3 separate regions of the Homo sapiens genome follow, and regions 2 and 3 are each linked to region 1. The links are chromatin loops, found by intact Hi-C in ENCODE. Cell type or tissue: CD4-positive, alpha-beta T cell. All regions are shown on one strand. Links, peaks and the distances in the headings refer to the core of each region. The heading gives the core; the rest is flanking DNA.

Evidence for each region. A loop is a pair of places that touch in the nucleus more often than their neighbours do. Peaks named below come from ENCODE experiments on the same cell type or tissue, not always from the same donor. Only the 100,000 strongest peaks of a DNase experiment are listed, where the experiment ranks them.
Region 2: a loop joins it to region 1, with 2.2 times the contacts of the local background. A loop is called at or near these places in 3 of 110 quality-filtered maps.
Region 3: a loop joins it to region 1, with 2.7 times the contacts of the local background. A loop is called at or near these places in 4 of 110 quality-filtered maps.

The regions. Positions count from the first base shown.
Region 1 is chr1:100,924,003-100,930,031 of GRCh38, reverse strand. The region is part of intron 8 of SLC30A7 (solute carrier family 30 member 7); the gene reads right to left. Among named protein-coding and RNA genes, the nearest start is that of SLC30A7, 31 kb to the right of the region's middle. In CD4-positive, alpha-beta T cell, for the core only: no CTCF peak of the experiment used is centred there; DNase peaks (open chromatin) are centred at 1,691 and 2,501; H3K4me3 peaks cover 1,300 bases; H3K27ac peaks cover 2,500 bases.
Region 2 is chr1:101,003,164-101,009,192 of GRCh38, reverse strand. All of the region lies in intron 4 of DPH5 (diphthamide biosynthesis 5), which reads left to right. Among named protein-coding and RNA genes, the nearest start is that of DPH5, 20 kb to the left of the region's middle. In CD4-positive, alpha-beta T cell, for the core only: no CTCF peak of the experiment used is centred there; DNase peaks (open chromatin) are centred at 3,202 and 3,782.
Region 3 is chr1:100,994,259-101,000,287 of GRCh38, reverse strand. DPH5 (diphthamide biosynthesis 5) reads left to right here. Exons shown (of 8, transcript NM_015958.3): 6 at 5,139-5,178. It also overlaps a transcript of SLC30A7 not described here. Among named protein-coding and RNA genes, the nearest start is that of DPH5, 29 kb to the left of the region's middle. In CD4-positive, alpha-beta T cell, for the core only: no CTCF peak of the experiment used is centred there; no DNase peak of the experiment used is centred there.

The sequences.
Region 1 (6,029 bases), core at 1,267-3,766:
AAGCTACAGATCTATGTAAATTGCCTCGTCTCTAAACTGCAGTGAGATTCAAAGCTACAACTAATTGTTCAGATTTCTGCATTCTAAGTTATGAATTCATCTTCTATCCCAACTCACCTTAGGGAAAAAAGGAGCAGAACTACTCTGAAAGCTCTTATAGGAATCATATTTTCAGAAAATAAAAAATCACACTCTTACATTATATTCATTCTCCTGTTTTTCATTGCAAAACAAAATTCATCACAATACAACTCAGTTTTACCCCAAAATTTATTATCACCCTTTGTCTGTGTAGAAAATGTTGAAAAAAAAAAACCTGTCTTTTTCTAAGAAATAACTTTCACTGTGGAAGTGAAAATGGAACGCTGGGCAAGCTAGAAGGGATAGACATATATTTCCATGGCACGTTTTCAACTGAGCAGCAGTAGACCCAGAGAATTTAAAAGAAGTGCCACTATTTCTCTTGCTATTGATGAACTGCAAATACTGAATATATAAAAATTAATGGTAGGGAAAAATACTTCTTTATACTCTATTTAGTTGATTTTTTAAGAGTTTTCACTATTTCCTAAAATCAGGCAAATTTTTACCAATTTGAAAAACATCTCAGAGTGATCTCCTTGCAAATAGTTCTTTATCAGGTGTACATTTAAATAAATTCAGTTTGTTTTCTTTTTTAAATGAAAAAAATGCTGAACTAGAATTTCTTTATTTTGTACTTTGGAGCTACTTTTTAACTGACTTTCATTAAAAAACTTATGCTTTTTTAAAGTCTAAGTCAAAAATGTTACCATAGAGAAATTAGGCAAGAGATGTAATTTTAAAATTACACTACCCAGAGAGAGCCAATTAACATTCTGGGAAATATATTCTCTATATATATGAATGCTAATTGGGATCTGGTGTGTACAGGCACGCACACACACACACACACACACTCTCTATATATAGTTTCTCCCTCATACATGTAAAGATAAATGCGTAGTTTAGACACAGACCTTTTACAAGAATTTTTCTTATGTGTTGCTCTGTACCTTGTTGTCATTTATTACCATTGAATCTAAGCCTTTGCTGACAACTTAGTCATCCAAAACTTAATATTGACTTAAAATAATGACTATACTATTACCTTTCATCTGAAACCTGTGAATGCTCTCTGATGCTGACCAAGCTTAATAATCTACATATAGTAGAAGTTCAATAATTTTTTTAAAAATGTGCCTAAAAATGATTGTAAAGAAATACTGCTAACAGTGGTTATGTGACCTCTGCGTGTTGTGATCCTAGTTTTTCTTTACTTCATATGCTTTCCACTATTTTCAAAATTTTCTACCATGATCATATTTTATAATCAGAAAACTATTAAAAATTTTCTTACAAAGAATATGTCATATGCATAATACAAACAAAAATATTATGAAAAATAAAATAAAATAATCTCAGAATAAAAGAAAAAATCCAAAAGAAAACCCACAAAAATATTAACATGGGTCTCTTATGGTAATTTTTCCTTATCTTTTTCTATATTTTACCAAGTTTCTTTGTCAACATAATTATTCCCATAATTAAAAAAACTACTTTTAAATATGCAATTTCATTAAATCCTCAGCCTCTTCTCTAAATAGCCACATAGCATGTTCATGCTCTACCTGAAAACTGACCAATGGAGGGCACTGTCTTCCCTAGAGCACTATTAAGAAGCGCCGTTTTCTCTCCTACACTCCAGTACTGTTGGGGCTTGTGGTGAGGCAGATGTCCTTCTTGCTTGTCACTACCACTATTTATCACAGTTCCTACTACTTCTTCCCTACAGCACAGTTTCCTTAAGGCCCGTGCCATTAGATCATTACACCCTCTACCCATCTTGATTACCAGGGTTACAATTCCTGATTGCCCCCCTTCAGTCACTGAAAAATTTGGTAATGGGCTTATTATCTTTCCACCTCTACTCTTTTCATTATTCTTGATTTAAATTATCCATGTGGGCAATCCACCCATCATCAGGTCTCTATATGCTAAGCTTATCTTCTGCCCCTATAATCACACCTTAAGCCTTAAGATCTCAATTCCAAGCATCTCATAATCTGAACAACCCTTTCTATTTCTGGATCAATTCCCCTAATACCTCCATTCTTAATACTTCTTCCCAAACAGGGAAGATAGGCTCAGTGGATTAGATTGACCCTATCTTAGGCCACTAAGTGGATTAGACCACTGAACCTAACACTTTTTTTTAAAGCATGCATCAATTACCTTTATATCTTAATTTCTCACCACTCTAATCCCTGCCTTGCCCCTTTCTCACTGTCAGTACTCACCTGACAAAACCCCAAACCTGTTAAATCTAACTCTCTGTCTATTCCATACCTCTTACCAAGTAGCTGAACAAGACTGAAGAAAAACACAACTATTCTGGTTGTTTGCACTTTAAATTCATGACCACAAACCTCAAAGTGGGCCCTCTGTGCTGCCAGGCAATCACACTGCTCCCCTTTACAGCAAAAGGCTTTGAAAAGGAGTTGACTTAGTTGCTATCTCCATTTCCTCCCCTCCCATTCTCTCTCGAAGCTACTCTGTCTGATCAGGCTTTCATTCTCATCACTCTTCTTAGTCCCAGCAGCATTTAGCAGAGTTGATTAGTCCTTCCTGTTTAACAGGTTTCTTTACAAGGCTTCTAAAACAACATATGGTTGTATCTTTCTTCCCACCTCGCTGGTCATTCCACTTTACTCTTCTTGGTTGCACCTGCCTCCTGACCAACCCCAGGGCTCAGTTCTCAGGCCTCCCCTCCTCTATCAATACTCGGTCTCAGAATAAACTGTCTATTAAATATGGCTTTAAACAACATATATAATCTGATGACACCCAAATTTCTATCTTCCACCCCAACCTGCTCCCTGAACTCTAGAGATGCAGATATATAAACATGTATCTACCACTCTCTGCCCTGCTCATTGCGCTCCAGTTACACTGCCCTTCTTGTCATCCTTGTATCTGGCATGCTCCTGCCTCAGTGTGTTTATACTTGAAGTTCCCTCACCAGGGATATTCTTCCTCTGAACAGTCCCATATTCCTCTCCTCCACCATTTAGTCTCTGCTCCAATATTACCCTATGCAGAAGACTTTCCAAGCCCTTCTAAAATAGCATCTTAGCCTACTCTATGGCATTTGTCACCAACTGACAGTCCATTATCTATTTGCATGTTCGTTTGCTTTATTGACTGTCTCCCTATTAAAATGTAAGCTCCATGAGGGTAGGCTATTTGCCTGGCACAGAGTGGGTACTAAAACATTTGTTGAATTTTAAGATACATGAAACTTTTCTGTTACCTTCAAAGGGTGGGCTTATGAGAACCTTTTAATAGGTAAGTTATACATTTCAGTAATGTTTAAAATTTTCACAATAAGAATGTTAATATAGTTTAGATATGTGTGCCTGCCCAAAACTCATGCTGAATTGTAATCCCCAGTGCTGGAGGTGGGGCCTGGTGGGAGGTGTTTGGATCATGGGGACAGATCCCTCATGGCTTGGTGCTGTCTTCACAATAGTGACTTATTTCCAGATTTAGTCATTGTTTTTTCTCTCTCTCTCTTTCACCACGCTACATGCCTGCTCTGCCTTCACCTTCCACCATGACTGTAAGATTCCTGAGGCCTCCCCAGGAGCTAAGCAGATGCCAGCACTATGCTTTCTGTAAAGCCTACGGAACTGTGAGCCAATAAAACCTCTCTTCTTTATAGACTACCCAGTCTCAGGTATATCTTTATAGCAATGCAAAGTATTACTTTGGTTATCAGAAAAACAAGAGCAAATAATAAAAATATCAAAGCTTAACAATAACAAAAAGAAATCCAATCATATGACCTGAAACTATGTATCTATGTAAGTTACAGAGAAGTTTATAAGTAGGTCAGTAGGACCTAGACAAGGATGACAAATAAGTTTTACCTTGGAAGCCTACTGTAGTTGACTGGTTGTGGTTGCTTGAAGCACTATATTGAAAGGGCCCCTGACGCTAAATCAGTTTTAGCAGGCAGGAGTACCATACTGAGGGATATCTTCCAGGAAAACAGAAGGGGTGGGAATTGTGGCATTCATGCTAGATGAATTCCAATGCCAGATGAATACCAACCACTCCATGACTTTAAATCCAGGTGTGGACTATTTTCAACCCTTTCTGTTCAGTTGATTGCTCCCAAGAATGCCTATTTGTACACTCTTTGTCTATTTGAACTCTCCATATCAATGTCTGAGAGATCTCAAACTTATATCCAAAACAGAATTTTTTATCTACAGTCCTCTTTAAAAATAAAAACATTACCTTTCTCCCAGTCCCCTCTCTTTTAGTAATGACACCTCATTCACTCAGTTGCCCAGATTAAAAACTCTAGAAACTATCCTTAATTCCCCTCTTTCACTCAACCCTGACCCACACATTTATATTCTCAAGCAAATCTTGTTAGCTGTACCCCAAAGCATTTTCTAACTTTTCTGTGTCTCTCCATTTCTAAGGTTAGTACCTAAGACCAAGCCACCATGGCCTCTCACCTGGTCCACTTTAAATAATAGCCTTCTAGCTGGTCTGCCTGTTCTCACTTGTGCCCCCTTATAATCTATTATCCACACAGCAGCCAAAATCATTTTTTAAAACAAATATCCTTATTGTGTCCCATTGCACTTGGAATAAAATCCAAACTCCTAACCCTAGGTAGTCTTCCCCAGCCTATTTCTCCAACTTTATCTCAAACCACTCTCCTCTTACTCCCTATGCTTCAGCCATGCTGGCCTCCTTTCAGTATCAAAGCTGCTTTTACCACAAGGCTTTTCTACCAACTGATACCTAGACTAGAATGTTCTTCCTCTGACAAGCTTTTCTTACGACAATAAGATCTCAGGTTAAAGGCCTCTTCTTCAGAAGTCTTCCAGATCTACTCAATTTAAAGTGGCAACTCAGTCACTATCATATAATCCTATCTTAAATCCACACAATACAAATAACTATTTGGCATTTGAGCCGTCTAATTTATTAATTTGTTTATTGTCTCACTCTCCTATTATAGGATCAAGACAGTGAAGATCTTATCTACGATTAAGTAGGTGAGAGGGCCTGCTTAATAAATATTTGGTGAAGATGATTTGTGCAGTTTTCTTCATGTGTGTTATATTCAGTAAAACAAGTTTTCTTTGTGTGTCTGTGTATGTTTACTTATTTATACTAGAGGAATAAATGAATGAGAACAGAACTAAGTAAGAATTCCCAATTTGGAATTAAAGTAATTCTCTGAGGTTGAAAAAAAAAACCCACAAATTTATTTTGATTCAAATTCAAAGTGTACCAATTTTTTTTTTCTTTTTTTTTTTTGGCCAGGGAGATTTAGGTGCTGACTTTAAAACAATGAAAAAACAATTTGCCCTAATGGAGCTTGAGGGCAATAACAAATAGGCTATGGTAAGTAAATGCCATGAAAAGGGTACTACAGTAGAAGGTGCTATACATGCAATCAACCCAGCCTGGGAGGTAGAGAATCAGGAAATGCTTCCCAAAGAAATGCCATTTAAACTGAATCTGATCTGAAGGATGAGTAATTGTGATACATACACATATGCTGGTGGGAAGGGGTGGGGGGTGTGGCAAGAAAGACATGAAGTATAAGAGTATTTTGAATAGAGGAAATATGAGCAAAGCCCAGAATCCAGAGAGCTGATAACATACTCAGGGAACTAAAACTAACTTACTGTGGCTGAAGAGCAAAGTATGAATTGAGAAGTACTGAGAGAGACCAAAGAGGTCAACAAGGTTAATATATCATGAAGCCTGCTAAGGAGTTCAGACCCTATCCTAAGGGTAAGAGTCATTAAAATATTTAAATACTTTTATATGTAATATAATCCTTATTAACAAAAGATAATTTTAGCCAATGTGATGTGTTTAGAGGGAGACAGAAAGGTCAACCTGGAGATTGTTACAGTTTTCCAGGTAAGACATAATTATAGCCAGAATTAGAATAGTAAGAGTGGAGACAAAAG
Region 2 (6,029 bases), core at 1,754-4,253, 79 kb before region 1:
TAGGTTTATCTTACTCCTAGACTCTTGAGGGTATGGATGTTGCCTTGAAGTCTCTACTAATGTCTTGGGAAGAGTTAAAGTCATGGGGTAGGTATTAAATACATGTATGTTAAATGAAAGAAGCCAGACATAGAAGATCATGTATTATTTGATTCTGTTTACATGAAGTGTCCCCAAAAGGCAAATCTGTAGAGACAGAAAGTAATTAATGGTTGTTTGGGGCTGGGCATTACAGGGATTGACTGTGAATGGACATAAGGGGTCTTAGTTGGGTGATGAAAAATGTTCTAAAACTAAGTATGGCAGTGGTTGCACAGCGTGGTAATTTACTAAAAAGCATTGAATCATATGCTTGGAAGAGTTATTGTTATGTGATGATAATGCAGTAAAGTGGTTAAAAAAATGAATTATACGAAGTTAGCTAGATAGGCAAGAGGGCAGAAGGCATTCCTAACAGAGAGAGAAGTGTAGTTAAAAGAGAGAGTCTTGGAAGCACTTTAGGGAATCTGTAAGGTATTGCAGTAACACACACACACATACAAATATGTGCATACATAAATACCAAAGAAACCTTGGCTGTCTAGGGAGTCAGTTAACACGAGGCTTAGAATATATCTATGTTGAATAAGAATAGACTACATATTGGGTAGAATTGGTAGAGGAAAAATATAATGGAAAAGATTTAGAATTGAACTTCAACTTAAAAGCCCTTGTTTTACTTCTTGCCTAGGCAGTAACTAAGGCGTCATCTTCTCTGGATCTCAGATTACTTTACTGTAAGGGTATGTGGTGAGGATTGGGAGGGAGACTGGATGAGAATGTTGGTTTTCAAACCACACCATGATGTATGAAGATGCTTTAGGGATTCTGCAGACAATGAAGTAATGACATAACACTAAATAACAGAGATTTAGATCCTCAGGGAGCCCAATCATTATCTTTAACTCTATTGATGTTTTACTTAAGAGTAGTTCATTTAGAAAAAAAGAACTAAATGTACACTAAGTGCCAGTAAGATGTATGAAAATTACTAAACTAGATAAGGTCTAATATAGATTTGGAAGCCAAAAAGCCAGCCTCTTTTCCAACATTTAGCAAAGATTATCTTGACTGAGATACTTTAGGTACTCAAATTTTCATTCAATAAATTTTAGGATTTTTCACATTAAAATAATAGTTATAAACACATATACTTTAAAATCATGTTTTTAAATTCCTAACATATTTCTAACACTTGTATTTGTTTAACATTTTGCAGATTTTTCTAATGAAAGAAAAGCCTATTTGTATGTCTAAAGCCAGGCATGTTGGTTGTGTTTAGATGTCCTGGTAATGAAAATTTGCTTAATAAATTGAGGATCACTCTTAATAAATCCGAGATTTTTCTCAATACACAGAAGATAGGAGAATAAAGCACTTTTCTTTGTTTTTTTTTTTTGGTTTTTGTTTTTGTTTCTGTTTTTTTGTTTTTTTCGGGGGGGACGGAGTCTTGCTCTGTCGCCCAGGCTGGAGTGCAATGGCGCGATCTCAGCTCACTGCAAGCTCCACCTCCCGGGTTCATGCCATTCTCCTGCCTCAGCCTCCCGAGTAGCTGGGACTACAGGCGCCCACCACCACACCCAGCAAATTTTTTTCATATTTTTAGTAGAGACGGGGTTTCACTGTGTTAGCCAGGATGGTCTCAATCTCCTGACCTCGTGATCTGCCTGCCTAGGCCTCCCAAAGTGCTGGGATTACAGGCATGAGCCACCGCGCCCGGCCAAAGTCCTTTTCTTGAATTCTTGAGTTTAACATTTCTGCAGAAGCAGTTAGCTTAGACATACAGAATCAGAATTGCTTCCATTTAGCATTGTTCCTGCTTTAGAAGAACCATTTTCCTTGATAATAAATGATTTCTATGCTCACAGAAAATTAGGAAGATATATTGAGTATAAAAAGAAAATAAAAAAGCATCCATAGTACCACCACCTAGAGATATCCACAGTTACCAATTTTGGCACATTTCAGTCTTTTTATTCAACACTTAGTATGTGTATATTTACTTGATCTTATAGGCCAAACAAATATTAGAAAAAATTACAAATTCTGAAATACTTCTTTGTATAGAATTTTATTATCTTTCTTAATCATTTGTGTGATAGAATATATTAGTTCTCTTGTAGAAATTTGGTGACTGAAATGGTTTTAAAACATTTTAAAAGGCAGATAAATGAGACAGTTCCATGAAACCAGGTAGCAATGATTTCAGATAAAAACTGCATTATCAGTTGTGGCTGACTTCAGAGAAAAGGTTGTATAATTTCCTATCATTGTGAAATGTTTCCACTTTCTCTTGCTATTGCATGAGTGACCTTGAGTATTGCCATATGTTCATCTGTTTATATAATGCATTTCTAGTTTGGAAAAATGTATATTACTTTCAGAAAGTAACAACTCATTTCCTCTCTTTTTTTTAATACCACAACATTCATTGTGATAGTCAGCATTGTCGACCTTGTAGTGATTCTTATCGTTACTTTTCAGAAGCATTAATTGGTTTCATTGTTGTCCAGGGACTAATGTAGTCATGAAAAACCCTAGCTTAATACAAAGAACACCTAGTTTTAGTGTTCTTTGTATTAAGCTAGATTTTATCATCTAGAGTTCTATATCCTTCCGTGGTCTTAGAAGAAAATAATCTAAGCTCTTTCTATTCTTTTAGTCACTTAGGAACAGTTTTTGACTACCTGCTAAGTCATGAGCATATTTAATTTTTTTTCTTCCTTTCTGTTTCCACTTATTACTGGTTCTAATCATTATTTTTTTAAATAGCCACCTTACCATCATTTTTTTCCTACTTCATAGTTTTCTTTTTAAATCGTAAATATAATTGTGCCATTCTTCTATTAAAACAATTTTGGTAAATTAATCCCCATCCTATATAGAATGTTCAGTTACTTGTATGTTGTATTAGTCCATTCTCATGCTTCTAATAAAGACATACCCAAGACTGGGAAATTGACTTTGAGGTCAATTGTGACTCAATTTTGAGGTCAAATTGACTTTGAGGTCAATAAACTGTGGAGTTTAATTGAATCACAGTTCAGCATGGCTGGGGAGGCCTCAGAACACTTACAATTATGTCTGTAGGGGAAGCAAACACATCCTTCTTCACATGACAGCAGCAAAGAGATGCGCAGAGTAAACGGGGGAAATCCCTTTATGAAACCATCAGATCTTGTGAGAACTCACTATCACGAGAACAGCATGGAGGTAACTGCTCCCCCCCTCACCTCCCCCACTACCGGGTCCCTCCCACAACATGTGGGGATTATAGGAACTACAATTCAAGATGAGATTTGGTTGGGGACACAGCCAAGCCATGTTATATATGTTTATGACTTTATCATATTATAAACTCTTTGATTTACTCATTTTCCTATCTGCCATTGCATTCTATCACAGTGCCATGCATATAATGAATATGTCACAAGTACTTGCTGAGTTGAATTTCTTATTTATTTTTTCCCCCAACCCCCTGCCTTCCACCCTGGAGTTCGATCTTGTCTTTGAAATTATATGCTGTAAATTGTCATTTTAAAATTTAATTTACAAGTGGCTCTCATTTATGTGTGAGAATAAATCTTGTAGCTCTTCTGTCTACGTAGTCATTCAACTTTATGTACCTAGTGTGTGGCCATGTGCATACTCTTCCTTAGTGTCATCAAAAATCAATGTTACATCAATGGCATGCAAATTGTATGTGGGGATAAAAACAACAACAAACAAAACCCATCCCCAAGAACAGTATTCTGTATAGAAGAGAAAACTAGTCACTCTTGATTATGTGGTTTTGTGGTACAGTTTTTGACAGTTTTGCTGGCTTGGCTTTCTTTCACTTCACAGATTTAACTGATTTAATTTAGGATATAAATACATGATACTTGCAGGGCTTAATAGAGTTCTTAGCAAGTTTAATTTTTCTTAACAGATTTTTTTAGCTTTAATACCACAGAAAATATTTTTATTTGTTATACAAAATAACAAAAGCATTGAAATCTAAAATGGAGTTTTACAAAGCATCTATGCTTCTAAAAGGAAAGAAATATTGATGGCTATGAGATGAGTTAGGAGACTGTTAAGGTTATTCAGGCAAGTGATATTGAGGGCTCAAACCATGGTTGTAGGGAAAGAAATGAGTAGTCAGCTACATAAAATATACAGCAGAATTTACAGGAATTGGCACTAAATAAGATGTCAGGAATTAGATATATGTTTAGAGAGAAGTCAGGCACAGTTAGCTATTTCTGGGTAATGGCTTAATGCCATTTTAAATATTGCCCAAGACTTCCCGCCTCTGTTACTTTGTTCATAGTATCTCATTCTTTCCCCATGTTCGGCTTCTCCAGTCTTAAATCTTAACTGTCTTTCAAGGTCTAGCTTACGCCTTGTATTTTCAGAAGATGCCTTCAGATGCCCTCTTAGTGGGGGAAATGCTGAATCCTTATAATGCTTAGAGTCTATAGCATATTTAATAATAATTACTACTACCTACTATTGTCTTTCTTGAGCATCTTCTAACTAGATTGTGCCTTATGCCTAATGAGTGGATGTTTTGAGTTTTTTTGGGTTTTGTCCTAGATAAAACATAATCCAATATAAGTTAGGTAAACTGCTTTCTCTATAGGTTACTCCAGGTTAAAATTTAAAAAGGCCTGTGTTTACCTACTGTTTCTTACAAAACAGCTGTTTTTTTAGTCTTTAAATTTAGATTTGCAGCAATAATGTTTTGGAGGAAAAATGATCACAGCACAAAGGCTTATATGAATATTATAGGATGGTTCAATACTTAGGCTTCTGCAATCTCAGTTCTCATCACTGTGTGACTTTGCTCTAGTATAGTTCACTGGTAAGCCCTTCGATTGTGAAACACAAAGAACTGGTTCTTTTGTTCTTTGAGGTATTGACATATGGTGAAATTGTTTGCATAATGTTCCAGGATTCACTGAAGAAGTTTGCACCACAGCTACAGGAGTGGTTACAGTTTATAAATCAGGGTCCTGGAGAGCAGTGCTTGTGTGAGGTTTTCTTTAATCTCTCAAATTAGACAATTCAAAGACACTGCTACACAAAATGCTTTAGTGTTTATATGTGACTTGCATCTCAATTCTTTCTTAAGTGGTCTGTCACTTTCTTTTTGAATGAAGAACTTATTTCCTTCCATGACTGTATTCCCATGACTCTTAAAGTATTTAAGACTCATTTAAAGTATGTATTATTGCATATATAATTTTTTTAACAGTTTTACCTTGAAGCTTTTTTATGGAATAATACTAATATTTCATAGTTTGATCTGAGATGTGAAAAATCCTTTTTAGAATGTAAACAGTTGAACTTGTCAGAATGAAATCATAAATGTAGTTTCAAGTATTTAGTAATATTTTTGAGCTTACTCCAATAAGGAAAGCAGTTGGATTAAAGCAGGACACAGCATTTTAGAACATCTTCATTATTAAAACATTATCATTATTATATCATCAAATTCCTAACACTAAGACTTTTCCATGTGCAAGGCACTACTAGGCACTCTGCATACTTTGTGTCATTTAACCCTTAAAAACCACATTTTTATGTTTACAGTTATTATACCCATTTTGTAGAAGGGTTCCTCCCAAGGATTGGGAATGTTACTTGACTTGTCCATGATTAATCATAGTAAGAACCAGTGCCATGACTGCAGAGCCTTTCTCTGCTGTATGAGACATGAGCAAGACTGCACAATCCATGAGAGCCAGAGCTGTGTTTTGCCTGTCATTTTAAACCTGTGACTAGCATAATACCTGGTACATAGTAGATGATCTGTAATAAGTATTTGTTGGCTAAGTTTGCCTCTCATCACCCAATAATAATAACAAAACCCCTCAGCAGGGCCAGGACCGATCCTGGTAGCTTGGCACAGAGTGAACATATTCCTGGCATTCCACATTGGAACTAGAAATACATTGTCACAGGGAAACCTGTCACATGTGGCAGGAAGTTTCATGACTCAA
Region 3 (6,029 bases), core at 1,754-4,253, 70 kb before region 1:
TGTGTGAAGTCACTCACCAAAATGTCTATCACATAGCACAAGATCAGGGCAGAGAATAAGCCCATGATTTTGGCCTCTGTATATTAAATACAGATATTCAGAATATAAGACAAGATTTCTGTTTGCCACTTTTTTTTTTTCAAGACAGAGTCTCAATCTGTTGCCCAGGCTGGAGTGCAGTGGTGCAGTCTCGGCTCACTGCAACCTCTGCCTCCTGGATTCAGGCAATTCTCCTGCCTTGGCTCCCTGGGTAGTTAGGACTACAGGTTCATGCCACCACGCCCGGCTAATTTTTTGTATTTTTTTTAGTAGAGATGGGGTTTCACCATGTTAGCCAGGGTGGTCTCCATCTCCTGACCTCATGATCCACCCGCCTCGGCCTCCTAAAGTGCTGGGATTACAAGCGTGAGCCACTGCACTCGGCCTTTTATTTTATTTTTATTTTTTTGAGACGGAGCCTTGCTCTTGTTGCCCAGGCTGGATTGCAGTGGCGTGATCTTGGCTCACTGCAACCTCCACCTCCCAGGTTCAAGCGATTCTCCTGCCTCAGACTTCCGAGTAACTGGGATTACAGGTGCCTGACACCACACCCGGCTAATTTTTGTATTTTTAGTAAAGATGGGGTTTCGCCATATTGGCCAAACTGGTCTCGAACTCCTGACCTTAAGATCTGCCCGCCTCTGCCCCCCAAAGTGCTGGGATTACAGGTATGAGCTACTGCACCTGGCCAATTTGCCAAAAATTTTTAAGCTATTTGCATAATATAGCCAATCTCTATTATTTAACAATATTTAATTTTAAGCAACAAAATAAATTTTTTGTTTGTTTGTTTGTTTAAGAGACAAGGTCTCGCTCTGTCTCCCAGGCTGGAGTGCAGTGTCACAATCTCAGCATACTGCAGTCTCAACCTCCCATGCCCAAGTGATCCTCCCACCTCAGCCTTCTAGGTAGCTGGAACCACAGGCATACGCCACCACACCTAGCCAATTTTTGTATGTTTTGTAAAGATGGAGTTTCGCCATGTTGCCCAGGCTGGTCTCGAATTTCTGGGCTCCAGCGATCCACCTACCTTGGCCCCCCAAAGTGCTGGGCTTAGATGAGTGAACCACGGTGCCTGGCTGTATGTCTTAATAGAAAAGATTATAATACATTTTTACTAATGATTGGCATTTCTTAGGATAGAAATTAATATCTACAGCAGGGATTAGCAAACAAGTACCCATGGATCACATCTGGCCTAATGTTTTGTAAATAAGGCTTTATTGGAACATGGCCGTGCACCTTCATTTATATATTATCTATGGCTACTTTCATGCCACAACAGCAGTGATGAGTAGCTGTGACAGAGACCATATGGTCCTCAAAACCTAAAATATTTGCTGCCTGCCCCCTTTCAGAAGTTTGCTGGCTCCTGATCTTGAGTGAAATTTTATTTAATCTCATGTGCTGCACCCTGAATCCCTTCAGTGATGTGTTATAACCTTACACTACTTTCTTCATAGTCTTACCAGCCATATGAATTACCTTATTAACTTGATTTCTTCACTGCTTCATAAGAGCAGAGACTTTATCTTGCTCATTATTCTCTTCCTAATGTCTAGAAGTCTAGCACAGTGTAGGCACTAAATAAATATTTATGGAAGTTAATGGAAGTTTTATTTAGTCTATATTCTCAGACTTGGTCTTATGACCCATTGGCACAGAAAATCTTTAACTCTTGCTAGTTCAGTCAATTGCAGCCAGAATACACTCCTTTTAATTCCTTTTTTTTTTTTTTTTTAAGATAAGGTTTACCCTGTCATCCAGGCTGGAGTGCAGTAGTGCAGTCTCGGCTCACTGCAACCTCTGCCTACCAGGTTCAAGCAATTCTCCTGCCTCAGCCTCCTGAGGCTGGGATTACAGAAGTCTGCTACCATGCTTGTTTAATTTTTGTGTTTTTAGTAGAGATGGGGTTTTGCCATGTTAACCAGGCTGGTCTCAAACCCCTGGCCTCAAGTGATCTGCCCGTCTCAACCTCCCAAAGTGCTGGGATGATGGGCTTGAGCCACTGCACCCGGCCCCCCTTTTATTCTTGGCATCTAATTAATTATAGATCTAGATTAGGCCATAAACGCTTCTCTAACACATTTTCTTTGGTCTTATGCCAATATTTGCAATCAGCTAGTATGATGTTTTCTTATTTTAGTTTATTGCCAGTGTGATTTAGTGCTTCATTCATCATTAATTATCTTTATAATTTTGTCTTTGAATTTTCCTTGTAAAAAGAGACTGGTCTTACTTTTTTTATAGTCCTTACTAACAAGGACACTGTAAGACTTGTGAGTTGGTGTGGACTATGCCATCAGATATATCCATCTTGTTATCCCAAAGTTAGATCCAGTTAAGGCCAGCTGTGGGTAGAAGGTCAAAGTAGATGACGGGCGAAGGATAATTTTTAAAAGGACTTTTGCTAAAGAAGTAGATGTATCTGAGGGATGAAAAATGGGGATTCATTGGAGCTCAGATACTAGAATATATGTTTTATAACAGTACTGAAAGGTTCTAAAACAGAACAGGGAAGGAAGAATCTGAGAGGCAGGCTACCTGATAACCTCCCCATATATCCATTAAAAATGACAGGAAAGGCCGGGTGCGGTGGCTCACGCCTGTAATCCCAGCACTTTGGGAGGCTGAGGCGGGTGGATCACGAGGTCAGAAGATCGAGACCATCTTGACTAACACGGTGAAACCCCATCTCTACTAAAAATACAAAAAATTAGCCGGGCGTGGTGGCAGGTGCCTGTAATCTCAGCTACTCGGGAGGCTGAGACAAGAGAATGGTGTGAACCCAGGAGGCGGAGCTTGCATTGAGCTGAGATTGCACCACTGCACTCCAGCCTGGACCACAGAGCGAGACTCCTTCTCAAAAGCAAAAAAAAAAGATAGGAAGGAGAGGAAGCAGCACTTATCTTTTCAGAAGCTTTGGAAAGGCAGATAGAAGATCAGTGTACAGGTATTTATTGAGTGCTTACCCTATGCCCCATGTAGAGTTAGTTTCTTTTGGAATACTAAGGAAGTGTAGACGTGGGTCCTGCTCTCAAAGCTTTGAAATCTAGTTTGGAACTAATGTGTTGTGCACGTGAAAGTTTAAAGAACAAAAATTCTATTGTATGGAGAGGCAGGAAGGACAAACTAGAAATGTGGCTCTTGAGTTGTCCTTCTAAGAGCTGCCCCTTTTCTTAGCTTTCCTGGGAAAAGACAAACAAGGTTAAACAATGTATCTTCCTTGCTCCATTAACAAAAGCAGGAAGGAACAGAGTGTGAAGTATAGGATGTCATGATTTCAAATCCTCAAACCATAGTTCTCATCGTTTTATCATCTGGCATTCTCATTATTTAAATTAGTATGTATTTATTCAATGCCTGCTGTGGGTTAAGTTCCATAGGGATTAGTGAGGATAAACCATGGCAGGAAAACACAGAGAATTTAAAATTTACTTAGAAAGACAAGACCAATATATATGATATAATTAGAGGTTAATAAAAGATAGCATTAATTGTGTAGATCTTTCCAAGAACAAAAAGCATTTGAGGAGAAGTCAACAAAGACTTTATGAAGGAGTTAGGACTTACGTTGCCCAGAGAGTGGATAGTTTAATATGGGCTGGTGACTGAGTGGTAGGAGAGTCACTTGAGTAAATTTATTCAGTAGACATTTATGGAGTGTCTTCTGGGTACTTCACATTATGCTAGGTCCTGGTACTAAGATGAATCAGAGAACCTTACATTCTAGCAAGTAGAAATAGAGAGGAATAATTATGGACTGTGTGAAGACAAGGGAAAAGTAATGCGGGGTCTGGCTTGAGACGAAGTCACGAATGCACTCCTTGATTAAAAAGGATTTGCGTCTAAAAATTCTCCTCAACCCTCTTCCTTTTAAAAATCAGATTCTATAGAGCATATTTGAAAAGTAAAGACAACTGAAAATATGAAAAATCTCATCACAACATTTCAGAAGCTCAGAGTGAATGAATTAATAAACGGGTTAAAATTTTTAAAATCTTAGAAACGTAATTTAAAGGAAATCTGAAAGTTGACTAACACCATTGATTATAGGGAGGCCACATTCTTAATAACAGGCATTCGTTTTTTTCTCCATAATGTGACAGACAAGTAGAAATATTAAATAAATAATGATATTTCAAACCTGAAAAAGGCTTTCAATGCTGGTTCCAAGAACATTTAAAAATATGTATTTAATATTAACTCTGCTATAATTTCCAAGCAAACTCTTTGATATCCTTTATAAGAAACACTTCTATAATCACTTAGGAAATCTGCATAAGTCTATTAAAGACTCCTCAGTTGCACTATGTTTATTTTTGCAAAAACAAACTTTGGCTGAACCATTTGTTTTCAGCATGTAAAGCAGGAAGCAGCTGTTGCTGTTGCTGTTGTATACTGAGTTCCTTTGAGGATGTAGAGTGATTCTGCTTTTTTACCTTTTACCAAATAGTTCAGTTGAGCATGAGTGATTAAAAAGTATACCGAATCAAATATTTGTGATGCTTGGACTGTCAAGCTTCTAGAGAGCAGAGTTTATATCTGGTCAGGTCCCTGTGGTATCCCAGTCTCTGACGCAGCGTCTGACACACAGTCCATGCTCAAATCCCTGTTAAAAGCATGAATACTTAGAATTAAAGTATTTATTCAAAATTATGGCATGTGTTAACATTCGTCAGAAAGCAAAAGACTTTTTTAAATGTGGAAAAGATTTTTTTCTACTTACATTACATCTATCAAAGGGCTTTCAGATGGGTCTGTGCAGTTACTAGCTGGTAGAAATGAAAACAAAGATTGTGATTAGCTGTTAGTAGTGTATATGCCAATGTTTATCTAATTCTTTCCCTTGTCTTCTTTTCCAAAAGGAAATTAGATGTTAGCAGGATGGTCTCAGGGCCAAGTTCATGTTTGTTTTCTAACTAGTGGCACAACCACAAGCTTCCATTCTTCTCTATGTTACTGTAAGAAAGTGGCTAATTAAAATGTGAGGGAAGAGTGTTTCCCCAAAATTTAGGTGACTCTTAACTGAGGTTTACACATAGGGTTTTGGATAAAGCTTTTAATTAAATTAAAAGAACTATTTTTACTTCCTACAGACATCAAAGTAAAGGAGCAGTCTTTGGAAAATCTAATCAAGTAAGTTATTATTCTGAGAATGCATACATGTGTTTTATTTCCTTGAACAATTCAATACATTCTACTTAAATGACCTGAGTTCTAAAGATGGTTGAAAATGAGCTCTCATTAACAGTGTGAACATTAAGCATTTTTATTCTTACGAAATGATAAGCAGTATAATAGAGTAGAAATAGCAATATATTTTGTGGATTCAACACTGAGAACAGTGGTTGGCATCTAACAGACACTCAGTGTTTGTGGAATGAATTAATGCGTTGGGATTCTGAAAACATGGGTGTGAGGCCGGGTGCGGTTGTTCATGCCTGTAGTCCCAGCACTTTGGGAGGCTGAGGCAGGTGGATTGTTTGAGGCCAGGAGTTCAAAACCAGCCTGGCCAACATGGTGAAACCACGTCTCTACTAAAAATGGAAAAATTAGCTGGGTGTGGTGGCACGTGCCTTTAATCTCAGCTACTTGGGAGGTTGAGGCACGAGAATCGCTTGAATCTGGGAGGCAGAGGTTGCAGTGAGCTGAGATCACGCCACTGCACTCCAGCCTGGGTAACAGAGTGAGAAAAAAAAAAAAAAGGCATGGGTTTGAGTCCTGAGTCTGCCTCTAGTTGAGTGCTCTTGGGCAAGTTACTTCCATCTCTGAGCCTTATTTTCTTCAGATGTATAATGATAGTACTAATCCTTTTTTACTTAGAGAGGCAGTGTCTAATACAGTACCCCCTACCCACTTGTGACTAAGGAGCATTTGAAATGTGGCTAATGTGACTGAGGAACTGAATTTTTCATTTAATTTTAATTAATTAAAAAATGATACTCTGTTATTGGAAAACTTTTAAGTATGTTTGGAACAGCTTTAGT